2 separate regions of the Homo sapiens genome follow, and region 2 is linked to region 1. The links are chromatin contacts, found by Hi-C in ENCODE. All regions are on one chromosome and are shown on one strand. Each heading gives the region's core, a stretch centred on a gene start or an enhancer-like site at or near the end of the contact. The rest is flanking DNA. Distances are from core to core; before and after follow the strand shown.

Evidence for each region. A loop is a pair of places that touch in the nucleus more often than their neighbours do.
Region 2: a map with no recorded cell type shows a loop between it and region 1 (2.5-fold over the local background). The contact joins the enhancer-like site here to the promoter of AMER1 in region 1. A Hi-C loop is called at or near these places in 2 of 37 single-sample maps with no recorded cell type.

Annotation. Positions count from the first base shown.
Region 1 is chrX:64,202,717-64,207,210 of GRCh38, forward strand. AMER1 (APC membrane recruitment protein 1) reads right to left here and starts at 2,992. Exons shown (of 2, transcript NM_152424.4): 1 at 2,854-2,992. LOC112268307 reads left to right here and starts at 3,230. Exons shown (of 4, transcript XM_047442706.1): 1 at 3,230-3,368; 2 at 4,266-4,324. The coding sequence starts at 3,303. RefSeq lists silencers at 2,099-2,158, 3,139-3,238 and an enhancer at 3,369-3,528.
Region 2 is chrX:63,655,806-63,660,482 of GRCh38, forward strand. The region is part of intron 7 of ARHGEF9 (Cdc42 guanine nucleotide exchange factor 9); the gene reads right to left. Among named protein-coding and RNA genes, the nearest start is that of ARHGEF9-IT1, 13 kb to the right of the region's middle. Within about 2 kb of position 1,251, at least 4 of the 41 ENCODE cell types and tissues checked have a DNase peak (open chromatin) inside an H3K27ac peak, as active enhancers do.

The DNA of each region.
Region 1 (4,494 bases), core at 1,742-4,241:
GACCTCTTAACTGGCTGACTTTGCAGCATGCTTCTGATCCCTTTCTAAGACCCCATTCTAAAACTCATTCAAAAACCTTGTTTTTATTACTGCTTAGTTACATACAAAAATAGCAACTCCCTGTCAATTCCCTACTCTTTGATGCCGCCTTCCCCTAAAAGGATCAGATTTCCATTCCACAGCCTGGCATCCGGGAAACCCCATCACTGAGCCTCAATCTCTTCTCTACCTCTGAGCCACACCATCTCAACCAGAATAGACTCATTCACTCCCTTCACCCTGCCTGTCAATCACTTTCTCCCCTCCCATTCCTGGGTCTGCTTATGCTTTGCCTACTAAACCCCTCTACTTTCTGGCAGCTTCCATGGATGATCCCCCTGCTTATACAGATCTTTCATCTCTCTCCAAGTAGTTTGTCTCTTGGCTCATGAATCAGCAACCAAAGATATGCATGGTCTGGGATCTGAGCATTCCAAATCCTGGGCCTGTTGTTGGGGGAAGATATATCATGATTTTTTTCTTGTAGTTGCAATCATCCCCCTTCTAATCCATCCTCATTAGGCACACTCAATACATATCTGAGCCTTGAGTATCATTTCTCTAGCCACTTTCATATGAATCAGGACAAGCGCAAGTTGGAAAGGTAAAGGTCTTCTGGAAAACTCTACAAAGAAAGCAAGTCCTTCCGGAACAATCATTAACTGCTCTGCACTGCTTGGCTTTGAGAGGGTTGTGGCTGAGGTCCAGGTTTTATTTACTCCTCCAAAGGGTTCTGAGAGAACCCAGACATCCATGATATCAGACAAAACAGAGGCAGGCCAACTTAATTATAGTCTGCATCCTATTATAATTTAAGCCTGAATATGCCCAGGAGAAGTAGGCAGCCCTGGAGGAGTTCTGAGAAGAAAGAAGTCACCATGGGTGGGCAAGAGCCAGGCAGAAAGGCACCAAGGAAAAGGAAGGCCCAGAACTGAGGTTTGAGAAGGAAGAAGATTTGGACAGGTGTAGGCTGAGTGGGTTTGGGTGTGGGGAAGGGAGTTACATAGAGCAGATACATTAGGTGCCTGCTGGCCTGAGACAAGGCAGAGGGCAGGTCCAGCCCTGGGCTAGAGATGCCCAGCTGCAAGTAGAGGTTTGTGTTGGGGCCTAATCAAGGTGGGAGGAGGTGACTGTAGTGTGATATCTGTGGTCCTGGCTCCTGTCATAAAGGTCCAGAGCTAGCCTTCCCCCAAGTGAGGAATTTACTGGGTCTCGTTGCCCCTCCTCAAAGTGCCCAAGCTTTGCCTGGGCCCTGCAGCCCACAGGGCTCTCCACACCAGAGGTTAATCAAAGGTCCAAGAGCTTACCAAGCCCCCAGTGGCTTCCTCTGTCCTATTCCTCAAAAAGGCCTAGAGAGCCCACTGCCAGAGGTGCACCATGGTGCAGTGACTGTGCAGTGGGTGGTGCCGAATGAGGGGAGCCACACTGGGGGAGGGGGCTCTGCTGGAATCCCGGTGGGGCAGGCAGTCCAACAGTGCAGTGCCCTCTGCCTTGCCCATGCCCACGCCGCTGCAGCAGGCAGGCAGAGCCGCAGAGGAAGATGTTTGTGTGTGGAACAAGGCTCGCCTTGACCCCGCGGCCCTTGCCGAAAGCAGCCTGGCCAAACGGAGACCAGCTCTGCGGGGCCAGTCCAGCTGCCGCCTAGGCGCTTGGGCTGTGACGCATGTAGCGGGCACAGCCCCTCACCACCGGGGGAGCCAAGCAAAGTCCAGCGTTCGGGCGGTCACCAGTGTCAGAAGTGTCTCCAGCAGACAATGACAGGGGCCTGGCGGGCTGGGTATGTTAAGTAACTGCGAAGTTGGAGGGTTTGGCCACCTCGCTAGCTCTCCTGTACACAGAGATGGTATGATACGTTCCGTACTACAATGAGGGCTCCTTCGGCCTCTGGCAAGGAAATGCCCCCCAAACACCGTGCCTATTGCTATTTTTAAACGGGAGGCTGGAGAGGAAAACGCGGCCAGTATCCTCCAAGGGAAAAGGAGGTGAGGCGAGGCGAGGCGGGAGACAAAGCGGCCTTGCAGCTCTAACTCAAGGACTAGCTTGCGCCGCTGCTCTAACCCAAGGACCAGCAAGAGCCCGGCTGCCAGCCAGCCTGCCCGACCGCGGGGGCGGGCGCCAGATGCGCCCGGAGGCCCAGGAGGAGGGGCGCGGCTAGTTGGGGCCACAAGGCCAAGGTTCTGAAGGGAAGTGTGCGACTGAGCTCAGCCCACAGGCCCAACTGAGCTCCTCTGGGGAGGGGGCAGTCTGTGGATGTCCCAATCCACGCCAAAGCCGGTCTCCGTCGGGCCCAAGCCAGCACGCCAGCTTGAGTCCGCAGAAAGGAGGGAGAGGCTGGAGATGCACAGGGGAGGGGAGGGGCGGCAGCCAGGCAGCCGGAGAGAGGGGTGAGCGGTACCCGCGTTACACAGCTGTTCCAGCAAATGTGCTACAACAAAGCTGCAGAGCTCCTGGCCTACAAATGCATGGCTTGGGGTGCTGGCTGGCGGCGCCCTTCCCGGGACTGTGCGGCAGCACGTGCGGGCCCATCCCCGCCCCCCCGAAAGCCGGGAGGCTTGGCCCAGGCTAGCCTGCCTTCCTACCCGCCCTCCCCAACCCCCCTCCCCCCAGCCGTGGTCGCTTGTGCCCAGGGGACTCAAGGCCGCTCTGCCTCTCCACCCGACAGTCCGCAAAGCGGGTTCCAAAGGAGAGGGGCGAGCGACCGGGACTCCGACCCGCCTAGTCCTTAGTGCCCTCCTCCAGTCCGTAGGAGCAGAGCACGCGGGAATGCACCCGACCGCGGGCAGGCGGAGGCTCCTGGCTGTACGCAACGCTTACCCAGCCCGGTCAGGTTCCTAGCCCGGTTATTGTCCGCTGAGCCGCCCTGGGCCGGGCTGCAGCCTCGGCTGCCACGGCTGAGAGCGCCGCCACCGCAGCTGCTGCCGCCGTCGCCGCGGCTCCAGTCACCTCCAGCACTGACTCCCCTTCCCCAGGCTTTGGGTAGCTCCCCCATACCCCCTCCCCCAGTACTCCAAGGCCACCGGGTGGGGCATCTGCGTCCTGATTGGCAGGCATATGGCCCAATCGCTATGGTGGGAAGGCGTGCCCCGGCCCGCCCACTGTTTTCCTTGGTGCGTTTCTCTTTAAATGCAAATAAGTGCAGGCGTGGTGTTGGCAGGGGGCGGAGAGGGTGCGGAACCACTGGCTGGGGCTCCCCACTCCCGCCCCCACGCCGGGCTGGTAGTGGCGTGGCTACACCGTGGCCTCAAGGAGCCAGTCCTGCCCGGATGGGGCTCGCCGGATCGGTTTCGGTTTTCACGCACTCCCATTTCTGTGGCCGCTGTGCATTCGCGGTACTGTGCCCTGGCCGCCACCAGGACGTTTATTCCTGAGCTAGAGGCCGGCGGGGAGTAACGAGGCAGAGAGGTTGAGGAATCTGGGAAGACTGCAGAAACCTAAGGGCCGGCCTATCCTTAGTCGTAGAGACAAGGCCCTGCGGATCGCGCCGCCAGGCCACCCAGAGGAGGGACTCACCTGCCAGGAAAGCTAGCTGCAGCGCCTGCGCCCTAACTTCGTCCGCCTCTCTGGCACACCAGTGCCCTTAGAGACCATAGAGGCCAACTTCCACCCGTTACCGACGGGCCCTCTGCTGCCCAGAGTGGGGAAAGTCCCTCCCCACAGTTACCCAGCCTGCCGGCGACAAGGGCCAATTTGGAATCCAGAGCCCCGGGCTCCCTTTCCAGGATTGCTTTCACTTTTCTTCTCTGAGATGATACCTGTTTCCATAGTTTGACCCTCACCCAAATTTCGCACCTTCTATGGAATGTGGAGGGAATCCCCAAGGTCTCCAGAGTCCCCCTTCCCCCATCCTTTGTGAGCCTGGCTTTCGGCAGGCCTTTTTCCTTGAAAAGTCTAAATATTGAGAGGAAAATCTTGTCTGGGCCCAAACCGGAGGTCAGGCTGAGGACAAAGTGAGGAGGCCTGTACCAGCCTTGTCTGCTACTGTGTGTGGGATGTGGCAGGGAGCCCGGCGAACTTGGGTCTCTAGCCTAAGGACATTAAGTGGCATCAGTGGCTGCCAGGGCCAGGTGAGCTGAGGCAGCAAAGAATCTAGTTCCACCACTAGTTCAAGAATATCCAGAAGGCCCAGCCCTAAAACTCTGTGTGTGTCTAAAAAGGGAGGTGGGTGGATTAAAGCTGAGGATAGAGAGAAGGATTAGAGAACAATGCGTGCTATTTTTGCATTGCAGGAGTGTTCTCTGCTGCTTCTGGGTCCTGACAGTCTTGAAAAGATCCAGCTGCTGAACTGGTAAGAGGTGGACTGCTGCCTCTGCATGTGTAGAGCACAGGAACTGACATGGCTGCTAGGGATCTGACTCTAGCTCTACCTCAGACTTGCTGGACACCTTGGCCAATTCATTTTTTTCTCTGGGCCAGGGCATCACCCCACCTCCACAAGGAGAGGGTAAGCATCATCAG
Region 2 (4,677 bases), core at 1-2,500, 550 kb before region 1:
CACAGCAGAATGCTAACACTGTCACCGTTTTGAAGTACCAATGGGGGTTGGTTTGTTCTAAATTTGGCCAGGTTATACTAGTAGTCTGACACTGACAGGTTGGTTAACTAGATGCCCAAAGAAAAAGCCTCTGTCTCACCTCGAAAGATCATTTCAGACACCAGAATCAATCCTTGGACGTGTGTGCAAGTCTGCTGATGGGAGGTAGGAAACAGTAAGCCACATAAACACGGCTAGCAAGGGCTTCTCCTTTTCGAAAACATCAGCAAGCCCACTAGAGGTATGAAATGAGCTGGCTGGTTGCCTGGAGTGTGTTCAAATATCTGTGCAGGCCAGTGAGACCTGAACATCAGAGGGGGACTGAGTAGTAAGAGTAGCTAGGAGGCCACAGACTGCTGGCAAAGGATTACCTAGGGGGGGTCTAACACTTAGCACTCTGGGGATTTTTAGAAAAGGCCCAGTCTGCCAAGAGAAATGGAGGTAAAATTAAATAAAGAAGTTCACATATCAACACAGATGAATGTCACAAATCTTATGGAGAAAAACAGAAGTTGTAGATGGATACAAACAGTATGTCGCCTATTTGTTATTGTTGTTTTGCTCTCATAGACACAAAATTGGATTAATCCTAACCCTAGTCCATGAGACACTCATAATTGGTCCATGCATGGCATTTTTATTTCTCTATTTATTCATTTACTTACTTATTTTAATAATATAAAGTACTGGTGAATCTGCCACCAATCCCAAAGTTACAACTCCAAGGCATCCTCCATCCTAAATCCTATGTTCATCATTTCCATGGTTTCCTTTCTATATAGTTTTACCTCATCTGTATCTGTTACCTTGAAAAACATACAAAAAAATGCCACATAATGTTTAAAGATACATATGTATGTAGAAAATTATAAAGAAATAAGTGACAATGATATATGCCACGTTCCAGACAGTACAGAGCAGAAAACGGGGAGGGGCAAGAGAGGAAGGGGAAGAAAAAGAAGCAGAAGAGAGGGTGGGAAGGAAAACTATTTGTAATGAATTATTTCTTAATGCGGATAGTAAACACGTGGGTACTCATTATATTATTTTTATATCTTTTTGAATGTCAAATATTTCATAAGTTAAAAAGGAAAATAGAGGGATGGAAGAAATGACATATAGGCCTATGGAATGTCAGATCTTATAAATATCTTGGAGTGGCCTTTCAGCCCCTCCTCCTCTTGGCGCTGCCCTCAGCCTCCTCTGAGAACACATCCACTGCTGGGAGATGTGGTATGGCTGAGTCAGGTTGAGGAAGGCCCCTATGAGTCCTGTCCTGACAGATATCTTCGGGCCAGCTCTCCCTCCTCTCTGCTTTATCTGCTCTTTCAGTCAGCTGGACAGAGTCAGAAATGCTCATTAATTTTTATTAGCATTTTACAGTTCAATTAAACCATTTCCATTCTACTGAATTGCCTAACTTGACTCACTTCTCAGCTGTGTGCTCCCTATGAAGGATCTTCTTTTGCCCACTCACATTCCCAATCCTAACTCTTCACATTGTGCGGTATACTGAGATTTTCAGTTGGGCTGGGAAAGGCTACCTTGCAGGATTCCCAGCATAGCAAGGTTTCCCAGCATAGCTCTGTCAACCTCAAAGGCCCAGGCTGGAAAATACAGATGTCGTTGAATTGCTTTTGAAAAAATAACAATCATGTTACTTTTTTCCTCCCATAATGATTGTTCATATAAATAAGAAAAGAATATAGATGGATTCTGATCTATTGGTTGTCCCCAGGATCAAGTTCACAGGAGAGGAAGAGTTCAGCTATACAGAGAGGGCCAATGTTGCCCCAAGCCTATTTCAGAACCTGGGTTCCTTTTACCATGTTCAGTGTGCACAAGCTCAATCCTGGCCAAAAGGATAGAGTGATTCCCATACACTGAGTTCCACAATTCTCAGGAACACTTTTTGAGACACATGTATAAAAAGTGGGCCCTATCAGGCTAATCTAAGTACAAAAGCAGGATAAGCTAGGCAGAATGTATGAATGTAATTTATCTCGATCTCAGAAAGGTTTGAATTGTGCCTTACCATACATAATATAATACATACAAACCTGGAAAGCCAGATCTGAACCACACATTCTCACCGGACCACATTGCCTAAAACAGGCAGCCTCAACTTCCTTGTTGCTAACTTCAGTCCGCAGCCTCCTTCCGCTCCGCCCCCATTCCGAGTTGGTGTGTCATAGTCATTGAGAGCTTTCAACACATTTGCTAGTTCCCAAAAATAGAAAGAATATGCATGATCTTGGAGCTACATTAAAAGCATCAATTGAATCTCCTATTGTTTCTTTAGATATGTAAGGATGACAAGAAGCTAGAGAGAATTTCTGCTTCTGTGGTGGGGAAACAGGGCTAGAGAGATGTGTTACTAAAATTATCCCTTTGCCTGTTCTCCCTGGTCCCCCAGAGGGTTAAATGTGAGTTTTCAGGCGCTAGATTTGTCATAAGCCAAATGTAAAGATGTGATAGGAATAATTAAGAATGACCTACTAGTTGAGGAACTCCAATCAGAAAGAGTAGCTAAGACTATAAGCAGTAAGCAGCATGGAACAAAAGAAAGAGCATGATGTAGAGTCTGAAGCCCTGAGTTTGATGCCTTGCTGCCTAACCTACCAGCTGTATGGTTACGGACAAGCCAGTTAACCTCTCTGAGCCCCAATTTCCTCAACTAAGAAATGAAGACAGTTATCCTTACTCTGTAAAATAGCTATAAAGCTCTAATATAAACATGTCATTTCCAGGACATGAGGCCAGACTTGTCCACCAAATACAGCCCTGAGCTTTCTTGCTCCTGGGCCAGTGTTTCATAGTCCTTAAAACCCTCTTTTGATAAACTTAAAGGAAAAACATCTCACTACCTCCTTTAGCTCATTTAAACTTTCCAAATAATTTAAATATTGTGAGTAAAAATAAGTCAAAGCAAGGGTAACTCTGAATATTTTTTCAATTTACATAGCTGCCCCACTGTCCCTGGAAATTCTATACATCCTTTCAGGACAGGGTGGTATTTGTCACCAAAATAACAGATATATATTTGGGGTCACACTAATAGCTGCTCTCTGGCCCAACTATGCTTCCTATTCCAATCTTAGCCTTCGAGGTCAAACTTACACATTCTTATTCCTGAAATAAACTTTCTCTGACTGCTCAAGCTGATGTGGCTCCCCTTCTCCAAATTCTGACACCAATTGTGAAGGCCCTGACATACCACACACTTGGCACTTAGCCACCATGCTGCTCACAGCTTTTAGTTTGCCTGCCCATTAAAGGCTGTGCCCAGCACTCTATCTTCTTTGGTCTTGCTTCACTTAGGGATTGTCCAGAGAAGAGCAGCTGACAAAGCCCCAGAGTTTCCTCTGGTTGTCCTCTGCACATGGCAAGGGGACAAAGTCCTCTTGAACCCTGGTTGCCTGTGGTCTTGTTGGAACCAGGCTGCCCATATGCCACTTGTTAATGGTAGTCTGAGTGCCTTCACAGGGACACGGTGAGCAGGTGCTCAAAACAGATGCTATTTGGATCATCACAACTTTCCTGCCTAATGAAGTTTATCATTTCCAATAAAATGCCAGCCTTCCTCCTTTTTCCTTGTGCTCGTCTGAATTGGGAGACATTAAGGGAGCTAGTTCCTCCTTAGTAAGACATTGCAGGATATTCTCTACAAATGACAGATGCTGCAATCTGGGGAATGTAACTGTTCAGGATTGTAGCCTGCTTCACTTGTTTGTAAATAAGGTCCTCCCTGCCCCTTTATAGAGGGGACCCTAGTTACTCTTCTCTAGCCTTTTCTCTCCAGATCCTAGGGAAGGTACATGGGGTTTGGACTGGATTTATTTCGCTCACTACTATATTCCAGCATCCTAGAATGCATGCTTAATAATTACATCAAAATAATAAGAACAACAATAATAGCAACAGTGACCCCTTAAATAGCATATATTATGTACCATGTACTGTCCTAAATGCTCTGCATTTATTAACCTAAATAATCCTCCAATGTAGGTACTGTTATAACCCCATCTGATGAGGAACTATAGACATAGAGCAGCTAAGAAGCTTTCTCAGGAATAGAATGCTTATACACTGCTGGTGGGAATGTAAATTAGTACAGCCATGATAGAAAGCAGTTTGGATATTTCTTAAATAACTTAAAAAAGAACTACCTTTTGACCCAGCAATCCCATTATCGGGTATGTACCCAAAGGAATATAAATCGTTCTACCACAAAGACACATGCACGCGTATGTTCACTGCAGCACTTTTCACAGTAGCAAATACACGGAGTCAGCCTAAATGATGATCAATGATAGACTGGATAAAGAAAATGTGGTACATATACACCATAAAATGCCACAAAGCCATCAAAATAAATGAAATCATGCCTTTTGCAACAACATGGATGGAACTGGAGGCCATTATCCTAAGCAAATTAACACAGGAACAGAAAACCAAATACCGCATGTTCTCGCTTACAAGAGGGAGCTAAATATTGAGTACACAGGGACACAAAGAAGGAAACAACAGACACTGGGGTTTACTTGAGGGTGGAAGGTGGGAGGAGGGTGGGAATAAAAAACCACCTATTGGTACTATGTTCATTACCTGCGTGATGAAATCATTTGTGTACCAAAA